Regions from separate parts of the Mus musculus genome. Here region 1 is linked to region 2. The links are chromatin loops, found by intact Hi-C in ENCODE. Cell type or tissue: heart. All regions are shown on one strand.

What was found. Peaks named below come from ENCODE experiments on the same cell type or tissue, not always from the same donor. Only the 100,000 strongest peaks of a DNase experiment are listed, where the experiment ranks them.
Region 1: it touches region 2 in a loop (9-fold over the local background); 17 of 42 quality-filtered maps call a loop at or near these places.

What each region holds. Positions count from the first base shown.
Region 1 is chr5:120,437,153-120,445,152 of GRCm38, forward strand. Lhx5 (LIM homeobox protein 5) reads left to right here. Exons shown (of 5, transcript NM_008499.5): 5 at 2,806-4,305. The coding sequence ends at 3,173. Among named protein-coding and RNA genes, the nearest start is that of Lhx5, 9.3 kb to the left of the region's middle. In heart, a CTCF peak has its summit at 3,782 (motif pointing left); a DNase peak (open chromatin) is centred at 3,819; H3K4me3 peaks cover 1,714 bases; H3K27me3 peaks cover 7,014 bases.
Region 2 is chr5:120,141,615-120,149,614 of GRCm38, forward strand. It overlaps Rbm19 (RNA binding motif protein 19), which reads left to right. Exons shown (of 24, transcript NM_028762.1): 19 at 1-16; 20 at 1,763-1,818; 21 at 2,383-2,499. Among named protein-coding and RNA genes, the nearest start is that of Gm10390, 6.4 kb to the left of the region's middle. In heart, CTCF peaks have their summits at 2,543 (motif pointing left), 3,260 (motif pointing right) and 4,567 (motif pointing right); no DNase peak of the experiment used is centred here; H3K27ac peaks cover 1,687 bases.

The sequences.
Region 1 (8,000 bases), 300 kb after region 2:
CTTTGAGTCTGGGAAGATTGACAGGCAGGTTTGCACGGAGGAAGTTGTTAATAGACTCAACCCTGCTTCCTTGGTCCCTTTCTTCTCTTGTTCCCTGGGACTTGTGCCCCATCCCGGTACCCCATCTTCCTTAGTTCCTCGCTGTGGCCAGCTCCCTGAGGAAGGAGGGAACTGCCCGGCTACCCTCCCGGTCTCAGAGCCCTCTGTGGGGATTTGCATTTCTCTGGACCGCCGAGCTTTGCAATCTGTGGATCCATCGGGAGTGTCTATAGCCAACATCCCTGAGCCCTTGGCTTGCTTGGGGGCTCCAAACCCAGTTTCAGAGGCAAAAAAAAAAAAAAAAAAAAAAAAAAAAAAAAAAAAAAAAAGCAATTCTCTTTAAAAGGTGGATTCAGAAACAATGCTGAAGTAGAGTGGCGGTGAAGCCAGGCAAAGCCGGGTAGAGAGAGTAAGAGAACCCCAAGCCGGACGTCCATGTGCGGAAGTCTGGAAAGTTCATCTGTAGACCAGTCCAAGGTCCCTGAAAATCACTGGCAAAACGTGAAGCGGTGATTTTTAATGTGGTGGCGCGCCGGGGGATGGGGGGTGCGGACTGGGGAGCCGGAACTGTGGGGCGATGGGCGTGACCTAGGGTGTCTAATCTTTCCACCTAGCTTATCTTCTCCACCCCAAAAAAAAAAAAAAATTGACCCGAAGCCCGGAGATAGTGGGGGCGGTACCAGCCTAGAAACAACCCCCCCCAGCCCCAACCTGAGTAGTTAATCAAGGTTTCAGGGAGACCAGCCCACCCTGCATTGATCTAATCCTGCCGACCTTACCCTCTCTGCAGACCTGAGGGTTAGGGTGGGGGACAGAACACCAGAACCCTCTTTTTCTCTGAAAAGGGGATGGGGGCGCTGCCCCCCAACCCCCAGCCCGGCAGCCCCGCCTAATCCGCACTGGGAGATCCCGGTGGCGGCGGCCGTCAGCGGGCGAGAAAGGGGCCGGGTGGCGGGGCCCGCGGCTCCCCGTGGGAGCTCGGACAAAGCCCCAGCTGCGGCTTTTGTGCCCTTTTCAGACAGCGTTTGTTCCAATTACCTCCGGCCCGGCCGCCATATGGGCGGAGGCGGCGCGCACGGCTCTAGAGCCACGGCCTTCCCTGCTTAGCGCGCTTCCTTTCCGTTCCTTTGAGGGCCCCCAAATTCGTCTCTCTCTCAACCTTCCTCGCTTTCGGTCAGAATGGAATTTGAGTTTTTTCAAAAAGTAACTGGCGGCCGTTTTAGCTGTTACCTTAACTACCTCCACTCCAGGAAGGTCTCCAGACAACCCTCCTCCCACCCACCCCCACCCCCGATTTGGATATGTTTCAGGGTTTCCGAAAAAGAAAAAAGAGGGGCGGGGTGACAATGACATCCAGAACCCGCCGGTGAACTCGGACCCCAGGGCTGAGCAAAGGGTGCGGGTTTTCAGAAGAGACCCTGACCTCTAGGTCGCCGGTTTTCCCTGCTCTACAAAGCGAGTTGTCTCTTTCAACAGGCTGTTAGGCGCTCCTTTTGGTGGGGTCCTGCACCCTAATCTTGGAGGGGCCCCGATTTGGAGGTGGAAGAAACTGTGATCAATGGGGAGGCCAGAGGGTGCTCACAAAAGCAATTTCTTGTGATGGTTTGAACGCCTGACCTATGAATCCTGCATCCCTGAATTTGTGGGAAGGATGTGCATTTATTTGTGTCAACTCTCTTCCAAAGATCTCTGTCCCCAAATACTTCAAGAATATCCTGGGTGTCCTAGCAAGGCTCATGAGGCTCTAGACGCCCCCCCCCACACACACACACACAAACACACACAAACACACACACACACACACACACACACACACACACACACGAAACCCGCAAGTGGCCCTGACCTCGGGCCCCTCAGTGACAGACACTGAGCTTGGCTTTCTCAATTCTAGGCAAGACTAGCAAAAATGCCAGAGAAGACACTGACGCTGTCCCTGGCTCTGCGCCCTTTGCGCCCTGGGCCAAAGCGCCGCTTCATGCGCTCTGGCCGCTGCCGGGTCCTGCTTCTTTGGCTGGGGCCCCAACCCCGTTCTGAACCACTTTGGTGCTTTGAGCTGGCAGCAGCCATTCGGTCCCCAGGCTCCTTTCTTAAAGCCACCCAGCCTAAGGCAATTCCTGTTCCTCTCAGTCTACTGTCTCTCTATCTCTGTGCCCATCTGTCTTTTTACCCACATAGTCTTTCTTTCACCTTGCACCCTTACCGCGGCTTGTTTGTTTGTTTGTTCCTGTACTTGCGCTTACGCCTCTGCGTGTACTTAGCTGTTCAGAGTAGGGTGACACGTCTGGGACTAGTTTCTATCACCTCCCCACCAACCCGGTTCATCTCTCCATCTCTCCCTTGACTTTACGCCTCTGGCCTCTAGGGCTATTTCCTCCTCTCTGTGTGTTTGGGAGCCAGCGATTTCTCGCCTCCCTCGCCTGTGTCCCTCATTGCTCAGCGTCCTGGTAGTATCTATGTCTCTCTCAGTCCCTCGGTCTCTCCGTTTATTTCTCTCTGTTACTTCCCAGCCTTACCCATGGTCCTCCTCGGTCCTCTTCCCAACCTCAAGGCTTTCTCCCTGAGTCTCTCAGAGCCACCCAATGTCTCGGTCTAACCTAGAATCAGTGGCATGTTCTCACACACCCTCAGCATATATGTACTGACAGCCCTATCTGGGCGCCCTGGCCTTCGCATCCTCGAGTCGCCTTCGCGTGGTCCCCTAGGTCCCTATCGGCCCTGGCAGTCTGTCCTCACACGGTCTCTTATCCCTTTTCCCTCCCGCAGACTACCAAAGTGACTACTACGCTCCGGGAGGCAATTACGATTTCTTCGCGCACGGTCCGCCGTCACAGGCGCAGTCCCCTGCCGACTCCAGCTTCCTGGCAGCATCGGGACCTGGCTCGACGCCGCTGGGCGCGCTGGAACCGCCGCTGGCCGGGCCTCACGGCGCGGACAACCCCAGATTCACCGACATGATCTCGCATCCGGACACGCCGAGCCCCGAGCCGGGCCTGCCCGGTGCGCTGCACCCCATGCCGGGAGAGGTGTTCAGCGGCGGGCCCAGCCCGCCCTTCCCCATGAGCGGCACCAGCGGCTACAGTGGACCCCTGTCGCACCCCAACCCTGAGCTCAACGAAGCGGCCGTATGGTAAGGCCGAGGGGCTGAGTTGTCCCCCTGCCACCAAGCCCGGGACGGGACGCCGCCTGGGTAAGCCTCAAGAGTCCTCTCGTGGGTTCGCACCCAACCAGGCCACTCGCATCACCACCCCTCAGAGCTTTGGCACGCGCCTGCGCAATTTCTCGGGACCAAAGTCAATATTCTGAAGGGTCGAGATTCCAAGCACATCTTAGAAGCCCTCCGGATCCCCCACCCATCATCACCTCCTTGAACTAAGAGAGGGGGATGAGGCCAAGGAGCGGAGACCATGGCACTACCCCTCCCTGCGAGCCGAGGCATTGTGAAATCCTATTTCTCACTTTCTCTTTTAAAAAAAGAAAGAAAGAAGGAAGGAAGGAAGGAAGGAAAGAAAGAAAGAGAGGTTGAAAGGGGGAGAGAAAGAGAGAGAGAGAGAGAGAGAGAGAGAGAGAGAGAGAGAGAGAGAGAGAGAGAGAGAGAGAGAGAGAGAGAGAGAGAGAGAGCGCGAGCGAGCTGAGGAAAGCTCAGCCAGAGAAGAAAAATGAGGAGGACCGCCGGTGAATGGTGGCTTTGCAGGAAGACAAATCCACCTGCGAGTTGGCGCCCCCTGGTGGCTCAATGTCAGCTTGTCTAGGAAGGTGCGCGGTCTGGGCCTGGCCTTCCTGAGCCCAACTCCCTGCTCCTCCATACTTTGAGTCTGAGGGGCCTGGCAGGATTCGAACCCTCCCACCCTGCTCTGACCCTGAGCCGGGCGCCAAGTCATTGAGCATTTGCCCACGGATCACTCTCCCTGCCCGGGACCTGGAGGCTGGGCCATCAGGACGAACAGTATTATACTTTTTTGGAAGTCGGACGCTTCTAGTTTCCTTATTTTGTATAAAGAAGAAACAAATAAAGTATGTTTTTGTGTCTACTGTTTATTTATTGTACTCTAGTTATCTGGGGCTGGACATTTTTATATTTTTAAGAGGAGGGTGGGGCAGAGTTGGGGAGGGGAGCCAGAAAGAGGTTTACAAAAAAAAACAACAACAACAAAATAAAACACACACAAAAAAATACAAAAACAAACAAACAAAAAAAAAAACAAAAAAAAATCAACTTTTTTTTAACAAAAAAGAAAGATTAATAAAAAAATTCTTTTTTCCCTCAACTCTGTGTGGTCTTTTTTTCATCCAGTATCTTGAGAGTCAGGGTAGGTGTCCCCAAAATTACAACTTGACAGTTACAAAGACCCCTCCCCCACCCACTAGGGCAGTAATTCTCAAACTATGAGTCGAGACCCCCAGGAGAAAAAAAAAAGACAACAAACCTTTCACAGGGCTCACCTGAGACTATCAGAAAACACAGATAGTTACATTATAATTACATAATTACAGTTATGAAGTAGCACCAGAAATAATTTTATGGTCAGGGATCACCACAATGTGAGGAAGTGTATTAAAAAGTCACAGCCTTAGGAAGGTTAAGGACAACTAAGCTAGTGGCTTTAGCTTTAGTTTTGTTCCTTTTTTTATTTCATTTTTTTTTTTACTCTGTGTGTGTGTGTGTGTGTGTGTGTGTGTGTGTGTGTGTGTGTGTGTGTGTGTGTATGTGTGTGCAGAGACCAGAGGACAACATTTGGGACCCTTCCTCCAGATGGATCCCGGGGATGGGACTCACATGCATCAGACTTTGTAGCAAACGCCTCTACCAACTGATCCCTCTTGCTAGTCCCATTTGGGGACTTTCTGTAGTGGACAATTGTCTCTGGTGCTTTGATCCAGATCACAAGCCAGCCAGGTGCATAGTAGGTCTTCAGGATGACTGAGAAATGAACAGGTGCTTGTTTCTGTCTCCTTCAATTATGTCAAAAAGAAGTGTAGTCTAGCATTCCGGATGTACACCTATAAATCCCAGCACTTGGGAAGCTGAGGTAAGAGGATAGCAGGTTCTAGGCCAGTCTGAGCTACATAGTGAGACCTTGTCTCATAGAGGGGGTGGGGACTGGGAGAGATTCTAATTTCTTCTTTTTTTAATTTTATTTATTTATTTATTTTTATTTCATGTGCATTGGTGTTTTGCCTGCATGTATGTCTGAATGTGAGGGTGTCAAATCTTGGAGCTATGGACAGTTGTGAGCCGCCATGTGGTTGCTGGGATTTGAACTCAGGACCTCTGAAAGAGCAGTCAGTGCTCTTAACCGCTGAGCCATCTCTCCAGCGTGGGATTCTGAGTTCATCCCTATTTATATTGCATGTGATTTCCAGATGGCTGCAAACAAAAGCAGAAAATGCTATGGTCATGTGCCCAGCAAGGTACAGTCATCTTTAAGGCTGCTGGGGAGGACGGGTTCTGGAGAGTGAGCCTGTGGTTCTTCAAGCCTTGTGGAGTGTGCACTGCCTTTAGACAGACAGAAATGGCTATGACTTTTGTTGATGTTGTTGTTGTTGTTGTTGCTGCTGCTGCTGCTGTTGCTGTTGCTGTTGCCGTTGCTTTGTGTTTTGGGACAGAGTCTTGCTATATAACCCCAGGCTAGCCTCGAACTTGAGGCAATGCCTCCTTAGCACAGAGATTACAGGTGTGCCCCACTGTGACTGCTGTGGGGGGGGGGGTTAGGGATCGAACCCATGACTTCATGTATTCTGGGTGAGTGAGTACTCTAATCACTCGGGTTGAATATGATTTAGGAGACCTGAGACCACACCTAAAAACAAAGCCTCTCTCTTCTCTGCCCCAGTTTCCTATCTTGGAGAAGCAGAAGCTGGGACGACTGCTTCATTCCCTCCCTTCCTATTTAGGCCTGATAGGCCCAGACAGGCAGAAACGGTGTGGAAATGAGTGGAAGTGTCCACCTTTGGGTCCCTTGTCACTCACGCTCAGGAGGGGGAGCTGGTCCACTTTAGCATCGGTGAAGAGGGTTTGGGGACAGGGAGAATGAGCTGCTTGAAATGAGCTCAAGAAGAGGAACCTGTTCCATGGTCCTTGTGGCCCTCGAAAGATTCCTGCAAGGTGGCCAAAATTTCCCCTTTGCATGCACCTCTTAGAAGCTCTTAGGTCGTCACCAGATAACAGCCAGCTGCTCATTATGGAGAACTGTATCGAGCGTTCAGATCAACAAAAGGCAGAAAAACCCATCACCCGGAATGCCAGGCACTGTGGTGAGGAGAGGTCTGTCCAGCCTCTTTTTCCTGGGTATCCTCCCTCCCCACACACACCACCCCGCACCCCAACCCTACCACTTCAAATCTCTGTGCAACTAGGTGCTTCCTCTCCCACTGAGGTCAGACAAAGCAGCCCAGCTAGTAGAACACATTCCAAGTACAGGCAACAGCTTTTGGGGTAGCCCCCATTCCAGTTATTCAGGACCCACATGAAGGTCAAGCTGTACATCAGCTAGATATGAATAGGAAGCCTAGGTCCAGCCCTTGTATGTTCTTTGGTTGGTGAATCAGATTCTGAGAGCCCCAAGGGTCCAGTTAGGAGACTCTGTTGGTCTTCCTTTGACTTTTGAAGCCCAGCGTTGTGCTCAGAGCACAGCCATGGGGTTACCTGCCAGCTCAGAACATCTTTCAGGTTCATGACAACCTTCTAGACCATTGGTTTTTAACCTGCAGATGGCCTCTTTGGGGGGGGGGGTCACATATCTGATATTTACATTGTGATTCATAACAGTAGCAAAATTACAGTTATGAAGTAGCGATGAAGTAATTGTATGGTTGGGGGCAGGGGGTCACCACAACATGAGGAACTGTGTTAAAGGGTCTCAGCATTAGGAAGGTTGAGAGCCATTGGTCTAGACAGAGCCATATTTAGTCTCTAGTTCCTTGACCAGATGAGCAGCTTGGTTTTGTGTGGGTTTTGTTGTTTTGATTTTAACAAACCTATCAGGCCTTGCCTACTTCCTGCTGGCTCCGGAGCACTAGAATAAACACCTTCCCAGTGACTTCTCTGCAAGCATCCTGGAAGGTGTTGTTGTCCCCTCAGGAAGCTAACAAAGGTTGAGGGACTTGCCCAAGGTCACACAACTATGACTCAGCCCACACATGCATCGGGTTCCCTTTCTGTTCCTCTGGGGTGCCCTGGCTGTGGTAGATTCTAAAAGCACTGTGTGGGGAGAGGGGGGTTGTAACCCCAACCCCATCTCCACCAGAACCCCTGATGGCTTTCTGGCAGTGTGTGAAGTTTGTAGAGAGTCCTGTTTAGAAAGCTGAGGACTGGTCCCTGGCTTTTCTGAAGACAGGCTGTGACAGCAGCTGGGGGATGGGGAAGTAAGGAGAAGAAAGAAGGAAGGACATGGGGAAAGGGATGGAAAGGGGAAAGAGGAAGAGTAGAGGAGGAGGGGAGGGGACTCGAGAGGAGAGAGGAGTCTCCAGCTGCTTAGGTACTCCAGCCACGTGTCTGTGTGGGACACTTGAGTCCCAGGGCATCAGGGAGCTCCATTCGTGGGCACAGCAGAGCTCACGCTGGGACGGAAGAGAAAGGTTCAGGGAATTGGTTCCTGTGTTTGGACCCCATCCCCAACTCTCACCCACGCACACAAGTACACCCGCACACATGTACACCCCCACATACATGTACACACCACACATACAGATGCACACACACACATGTACACATACACACACCAGACAACTTAACAAGAAAGTTCTTGAGAAAGTCTCACTTGGCCGACCTCAGTCCCGCTCTCATGAGCGCATTTTAGCATCCCAGATGCCTGCAAGGGCCCAGGGCCACAGCGAGGAAGGACTATACCCTCACCTGCCCCAAGACAGTGTCCTGCAGGTGCCAGTGGAGGTCCAGGGAAACTTGGTAGAACAAAGTCTGTGAAAGGCTGAGTGGGAAGGCCATTTGTCTCCTAGAAGCC
Region 2 (8,000 bases):
CCTCAAGCAGCTCCAGGTAAGACAGGGATTCCTGGGTCACCATGGTGAGACCAGGGCCCAAGGGAGTCCAAGAAAGAGTAAGGGCCTCTCTCACCCTCCGTGGTCACTTTGACTTGCTTGTTTGTTTACCACGATTCCAAACATGCTCGCTCTATTCTGCAGGCTCTATGGTGTGTTCTAACCCACCTGAGCCACCCATAAGCTAGGCTCTGACTGCAGTCCCTAGACGCAAAGCTGCTGCATTAGCAAAATGACCCCAGGAAATCCCTGCGATATCCCAGGAAACGCAGCGAGTGGGGCTGTATACACACTCAGGCCCGTGTGTCTATTGGACATGACTGAACCAGATGTGCTTGCTCCTCCCTCTGCTGGGAAAGACGGGCTTCAGACCTGGACAGATGCGCAAGAGCATGGTCACGGGCGCTCCATGGAAATCACGCCTCCCTGGGGGATACTGCAGAAAACACAAAGAGGGCTCCTTAAGGAGGTGACAGGAGACTAGTACCTGTCATGACAGAAGTCACCTGCTCAGAGCTCTGGGAGGGAGCAGCTAGAAGGTGGGGACAGCAGGGACTCTGAGACAGGGATGAGCTTTGTAGATGTGAGAGGCAGAGAAGTCAGCATGATGGGCAGGATGGAGAACAGGATACTGGGATGGAGGAAGGAGGTGTAGTCGCCCAGCTTTAGCCTTAGGTCCTTTGGAGGGCTAGCACCAGACTTGAAGGCAGCGGAAGACCGAGCAAGCTCTAACTGGAGTTTTGGGACTGTTTCCTGAGCTGCTGTGAAGCCTGGGGGTAATGGGGAACCCTTGCATCCCATCACAAGGCATCACCCTAGCTTGGATCAAGGAACAAGTCGGGAGAGGGGCTAAGACAAAGGCAGATTGTGATCCTCCACAGCAAGAGCAGGCCTGTGGCCTGTGGCCCGTGGCAGCCCTAGAGGGACCTGAACCTTGCTTAGAAAACAGCCACAAGGCCGGTACTCAGGAGGATCTCTGAGTTCCGGACCAGCCTGGTCTACATAGCAGGTCTTAGGCTAGCCTGATCTATATAGTAGACCCTGTATCAAGAAAAATAACAGTAGAGCCCCCTGCATTGACAGTCATCAGGCCATGCAGGGCAGAGGCCACAGCTCAGCATGGGCCCTGTGAGGTTTTGTCTTTTGCTTACTAGAAATCCGCACTGCGGTCCCAGATCTTGTCTGAGATTCAAATTAAACTCTGAAGATTGTGGTCCATATTTTCTCTTTGGTGGTTCTCAAGTTGGTGGTGCAGCATTTGCATGTGTGCCATGTGCTCTCCTGTGCACAAACATGTGTGCACATCACTGCCAGGGATAGGGCGTCCAAAGCCCCACTCGCTGCGTTTCCTGGGATATCGGAGGGATTTCCAGGGGTCATTTTGCTAATGCAGCAGCTTTGCAGCTGGGGACTGCAGTTCCAGCCTAGCTTACCTGTGGCTCGGGTGGGTTAGAGCCTTCCATAAAGAGCCTATGAACTAGAGCGAGCTCTCTGCAAGCCAGACCTGCAGGCTCCTCTCCCTGAATATGCCTCTGTGGTAGAAATAGCTCCCTGAGTAGCTAGGAGGTTCGGAATTCCTAGGAGACTGGCCCTCTCTGGCCACTGGCTGCTTGGCTCAGGACTGCTTTTGTGTTAAAGCCATCTCTGTCCTTGGTTCCCACCAGCCCCTCTGCCTGAGACAGGCTGTGTGCTGGAAAAGGGCAAGGATGGGTTAGTGACCAGGCCTGGTCTTTCTGTGTTCTAGGGTCACACTGTGGACGGCCATAAGCTGGAAGTACGGATCTCTGAACGGGCCACTAAGTGAGTCCTCAGATGTCTTCTCTGTCCTTGGGTGGGTGGCAGCTCTCTGTGTCTGACCTTGGTCTGACCTTGGTGCTGATTGTCCTGGTGTCTCATGGTTCTTAAATGCCCCACCTCTGCCACCTACACACCCCAATTCCTCAGCCACTTGGGGTTCTTCACAATTAAGGTTTCTCTTGCCAACTTTCATACCCGCTTCCCTGCCCGTCTGAACCAGTCAGTGACCATTTTTATCATAAAAGGAGGAGATGGGGCTGGGAGTGTAGCCCGAGGGTAAAGTGCTGGCCCAGAATGCTTGAGGCCCTCCCTCATGGCGTTCCTTCCTTCTTATGGTCCTTGTTCAAGGACAGCAGCAATGGGCTACGCTGTTCAGGGGAGAAGATAACTCCATTCCCATCACCCCAAGCGGAGGATGGGCTGACTTCCTGTGCTTTCATCCTGGCCCCTTCTGGAGGCCACTTGCAATGACCAGGAGGTGTTTTCTGTGGGCAGGTGACAGGATTGGTCTAGGTACAAGCAGTTGGCAGCCCAGATGACCTGGTGTTTTCCCCCACCCCATTCCAGGCCTGCCTTGACATCAACTCGGAAGAAGCAGGTCCCCAAGAAGCAGACGACCTCCAAGATCCTGGTGCGGAATATCCCCTTCCAGGCCAACCAGAGGGAGATCCGGGAGCTTTTCAGGTAGGTCCCCACACTGGGCTGTGTGCACAGCGCCCCCTGGAGGCTGCGAGGCTTCCCAGGTCCTGACTGATAGTGCTTTAAGCCCACAATGGGGCTTTCTAAACTTTGCCTTTGGTCTGGCTTCCGTAATCTCAGAGATTATGGTACAAGAGTGCCCTGACCTCCCTTCTCAGAGGCAGGAGGATGTCTGGGTGTGTGCCTGTACTTTAGCACTGTCCCCAGATATCAGGAGAGATAGCAGTTCTGGTGGCTGCAGCCTGTGGTTCCCCTGTGGGATTTACCGATATCCCTCCATGCAGGCTTTGCTCCTGGAGAGTCATTTCCTTCAAGGTGGGTCCCAGACACTGGGACCTTCACCTCAGGTCCCCAGAGGACCCTGTTGTCCTCATGGGATTAAGATACTGGCCTCAGTTGCTCTCTGGAAAAAGCCATTTTGGGAGGACAGTGAATGTGACATACAGAACACAGGCCATGGTCTGTTAGTACAGGATGCAGTCTCGGCTTAGGGCCCAGGCAAGTGACGAGAGTCAAAGACAGCCTGGCTGGGACAGGGGTAGGTTGTCTTTAACTTCAGGGCTCTCCTTCCCTGGCCGTGACGGCACACAGGAGCCTGATGCAGGAGCCTGGGTTTCGTCAGGCTCATTCTGCTCGTGGTTTGAAAGGTGGTCCATCAGTTTAAATTCTTTTTTCCCCAACCTTTTTGTTTTATGTATGAGCATGTAACTTCCACTCACGAACTGTGTGCATGCAGTGCCTCCAGAGGCCAGAGGAGGGCATGAGATCACCTGCAACTGGAGTGACCACTGAGCTGCCATTTGGGTGCTGGGAATGAACCCGGGTCCCCTGGAAGAGCACCCAGTGCTTTTAACCACTGAGGCAGCCATGTCTCCTCCCTCTGTATGTGAACTCTTACAGTCTGATCCACACAGGCCTCAGGCTGACCACCCCATATGTGCATAGAAGAGCATTTTCACTTGGGTGGCCCTGTATTGAGTCTCAAGTTAAAGGAGACATTTCTGTGATCCCATGAGGGGGCACTGGATCATGAGGCACCCCAAGGCACGCGTTCTCAGAGCATGAGGTGGGGCGTTTAACCTTTCTGTGCCATTCGCCGAGGTTCAGCTGGGATTTTGGAGAACACAGGGGCCTTGAGTGCCCCTCCACCCCGCCCCCCCCCCCCACCGTGGCCTGCTGAGGCTCTGCCTGGGGAGGAGCCATGTCAGGAGCGCTCAGCCTCTGCTTGTCACTGTCTCGGGTGATGTCTCTGGTAGAATGACCTGTCTGCGTCTTGCAAGGCTACATGACAAGTGCTAAGTTAGAGAGGGAATTATCTTTGTGAGGCTTGCGTCTCTCCTCTTGCTGGGAGGTTAAGAGATGGGATGCTGCTTGGGGAATCGGCTTCAAAACCCATCCCTTTTCTCCCTGTTCTTCCCCATCCCCTGGGGTGGGGGTGTTCACCGCTGCAGTCAGCTCAATCAGTGCTGCATGCTGTCCCCTCTGATGTCTGAGCTCCGGTGCCTAGTGATACGGGTCACAGTCTGGGACAAGGGGCGCTTTTTTCTTTTTCTTTTCTTTTTTCCCCACATACCAGCATCCGGCACAACAGTCAAAAAGAGAGGGAGAGTGTTAGCTCCCGGCTCGCCTGTGGTGCCTCTGCCTCTTTTTTTTTTTTTTTTTTTTTTTTTTTAAAGAGTCCCAATCTCACAGCTGCCGCTTCAAAAGGAGTTGCTAAGAACCGTGCGTGTTGATCAGGAACCACATCCCTCCAAGATGACAGTGTCGCCCGGATCCACGGTGTATCAGGGATGACATTTATCCAGGGAAACAATAGACTGCAAGGCAGGGGAAGGTGCTTTGTTTGATCTGTGTATTATACTTCCTCTTTAGCAGACAGGGAATTAGTGTCTGCGGAATGTACTTACACTCGGCGTCTCTTCCCCTCCGCCATTGTTCTGACTGAGCGGTCCTAAACCCCTGAAGCTGGAACTGTCCTGGACAGGCACTGCCTCGCTTTTGTTAGCTTCCCAGTGGATAGATAGAGAGCTGGGGCCGATTGCAGTGGTGGACAGCAGGGGTCACTGTGAGACTTTCCCAGGGATGCGAGGCCCGTGCCTCAGCTCTGATTCTACACAAAGCCACCCACCGGCCAGCGGAAGGTCACTGACTGAGGGGAAGGAAGGCTTCAGGGTTTGGGAGAACTGGTTGACCTACTGTGTCAGGCAGGATTGGGGGCGCTTCTCATGGTAGATACACCCGGAGTCACAACCCACGTTCCTGGTATGTGCCTGTGTGCTGGGCTCTGTGCCTGGTGCCTGCCATGCTGGCTGGCTTGGAACTCGCAGCCCTGGGCATGGGAGGGCTTCTGCTGTGGCCAAAGTGAACTTGAAGCTGGCCAAAGTGAACTCGAGGCACAGCCTGCTCAAGACTGCACATCTAAGCTGGCCATGTGGCTTTCAGGGCTCTGACCAGAGCTTGGTCTTGTATATCTGTTTTCCTCCCATGTTTATAAAAGGACTTGTCATCCCCAGGTTGTCTTGGTGAGGACATCGGTGAATGTGTGTTTGTATGAAGCACTGTGCTAGGACCCCAGGGAAGGCACCTGTGTCCGGAGTATCCTCTCTTCTGCCGCTGTCTGTAGAGGGCCAGGGAAGAGAGAGGCTGTGAGGCTCTGTGAGGGGGCAGTCGCAGTGGCTGGTGACTGTGGTTCAGCATCACCCAAACTGTAGGAGCACTACCTGTGTCTTTACCCACAGTGCAGAATCCCAGAGGTTCTTAGTGGCTTCTCTCATCATCTCCCATCAGCCCCAAGGATGCTTGGAGGACCCGCCTGCCCAGGCCCCTCTACCCTGTGGAAGGACCAGCAGGGCTGCTCAGAGTGTCTGTGCACCGTGTGTGTGTACACACTGCAGCTCAGGCTGTGTAGCTGCAGCCATGGGCACAAGCCCCAAGGGCCCCCCCCCCATTGCCTTCCTTGGGACGGCCTTACCCAGAGTCTCTAATTTCAGGAAAGGCAGTGTCCATTCTGAAAGCTGATGCTTGGTTTTCACAGGGGGCAGGGAGGAAGGTTAGGATGTTTGGAAGCCAGCCCACCCAGCCTTGCTCAGTTTTCTCCTCTGTTGGTGTGGAACTGTAACTTGACTCCTGCTACCTCCCTGTTCCTGCCTGGGGGAGGAATGGACAGACAGACAGGAGGGAGGGAGGGTCACTAGCATCATTCTCAGTCTGGCGGGCACAGTTTAGGCTGTGCCGTCCAGTGGTTTCTTTCCCCCCAAGTGACTGTAGCATCTTTGGGGCCTCTCCTTCCTCACTTTGGGGTGGAGACAGGGAGCTTGCCAAGCCATAGGCTCCCCTTTGGTCCCTGTGGACTCAGCTTGGAATTTTGGAAGCCTAGTGTCAGGAGTCCAAGGTGGGAAAGAGAAGGCCTGAGTGGCAGGCAGGGAGGATGCACAGCCACGGCCTCTTACAGCCCTCCGCAGATCCCCTGGGCAGTTTCTGCTCACACGTTTTCATTCTCGAGGTATAGAAAAAGCACTGTCCCTTCGCTGTCTGGTTAGGGTGCTCTTGTTCCGCTCCCCATCTCTGCCCCTCACCTACAGGTCCTTTACTTTGCCTTCCTCGCCATGGGGTGCAGGCCATCTGTGTGAGGGCAGATTAGCTTCTTCCTTGCCTGTACCTGAGAGGATGAGGAACACGCCTGAGCTGTCCCAGGCCTACAAGCTATGTGCCTCCTTCCTCAAAAGACACCACACTGATGCTACAGAGGATAGCTAACAGTACATATAATAGAAACAGCCTATTCCTAGGTGGCCTGAGTGTTTTCCCTGGTCCCCAGCCAGTGACCGGGGAGTCTAGGTGCATGGCTGTTCTGTGGGAAGGCCTGCTGGACAGTGGTGGCACATGCCTTTAAGAAAGGAAGGAAGGAAAGGAAGGAAGGAAGGAAGGAAGGAAGGAAAAAAGGGAAGGCCCTTACTGTTGGCTCCTTGTCTGTCCCAGACCATCCCTCTGCCTCAGTCTCCTCTGTAAAGTATTCCCTACTGTTGCCCACCTTCCCAGAATGCAGAGCCCTTGGGATGTGAAAATTGCCCCACAGAGGCAGGGCCTGTGTCCCTGGAGCTCCAGAGGCCCTGTGGTCCCTCCTAAGACTGGCTGTTGCAGATTGTCATTGTCGCCTGGCTCACCACAGCCTGCGGTACCATTGACAAACTCTAGGCCATGCGTGGCCCAGATATGGTTCATATGGGCTGGCAGGCAGTGGTGAGCTAGCTCCTGAAGTGAGCTGCCTACAGCCTTGGATCTGAAGATAGGAAAACTCATCAGCCTGAGTCCCACACAGCTCTGCCAGCTGCCACTGGTTATGTAGTACTCACCAGAGAAGCTCCCTGCGCGGCTGGCCGCTTGCTCGCACCCCACCCCACCCACAGGCAGGAGAGGTTGAGCTTCTCCTGGATTTGAGACTCTGTAGCCCCTCCAGCTTCCTCTCCCTCCTTCCCATTCTCCCTGCGAGCTCCCCAAGTGGAGATACGCATGTGCCCACGTGATTATCTACTTACTGAACAAAACCCCACTCTGGACTGTAAGGTCCAATATCACCAGAGTCATACAGTGTGCACGGGAGCCTGGTGCCCAGTGGATACGCAGAAGATGCTCACAGAGTATGCGACCCACATATGCAGCCCTACTGGGCAGAGCCTTACCCTAAAATGCTGATGAAGTCCAAGTTGGGAGGCACAGAGAGGGTAAGCAGTTTGCCTAGGGTCACACAGCTCTGTGGTGCTGTAGTTAGCTCCCATTGTAGAGCCCACCATCCTCCTGGGACTGTCCCCGAAGGGTGGGGATATCCACTGCCTCTCAGATTGGCCAGGCTCTGGCTCCAGATAGAACACTGGTTTTTTTTGTTTTTTGTTTTGTTTTGTTTTGTTTTGTTTTGTTTTTTCTTTTCTTTTCCTGCAATTTCCTCCTCAGAGGTGTGAGCCACCTGCAAGGGTGTGAATGGGCAATTCACACCAGGCATCCAGAGTCCTTAATTACAGGCCTGGGTCTCCTGTGCCCAGCACACCTGTTGTGCTGACTTTGTGGACAGCTCAGTCTGTCCCTGTCCCTGTTCCTGTCCCTGTCGGCAGGCAGTGCCCTTCCTCTCCTGCCCGGGACTCGGGGCCCTGCTGCTCTCTGTCCTGGTTCCTGGCAGTATTTTCTAGAAGCTTCAAGCTCTTTGAACTGCTCTGCACAGAGAGAGTGGGATAAAGGGAGGGGGGGCTCATGTTCCCCTGGCTCTCTGGAAAGATGGATGTCATGCCTTGGGCCAGTAATGTCCCCTACCTCCCAGCTGAACCTACCTGTGCTCAGCTATACTTGACAGTGTAGGCTATATGCTCCTTGTGACATGGGCCCCAAGGCTCCATCTGTCTGTCTGTCTGCCTGTCTGTCTTTGATATCATCTCAGAGATCCAGTATCAGCATGGGATCGTGGGCTCCAGGTGGACGTGTTTCAATCTCAGAATGGC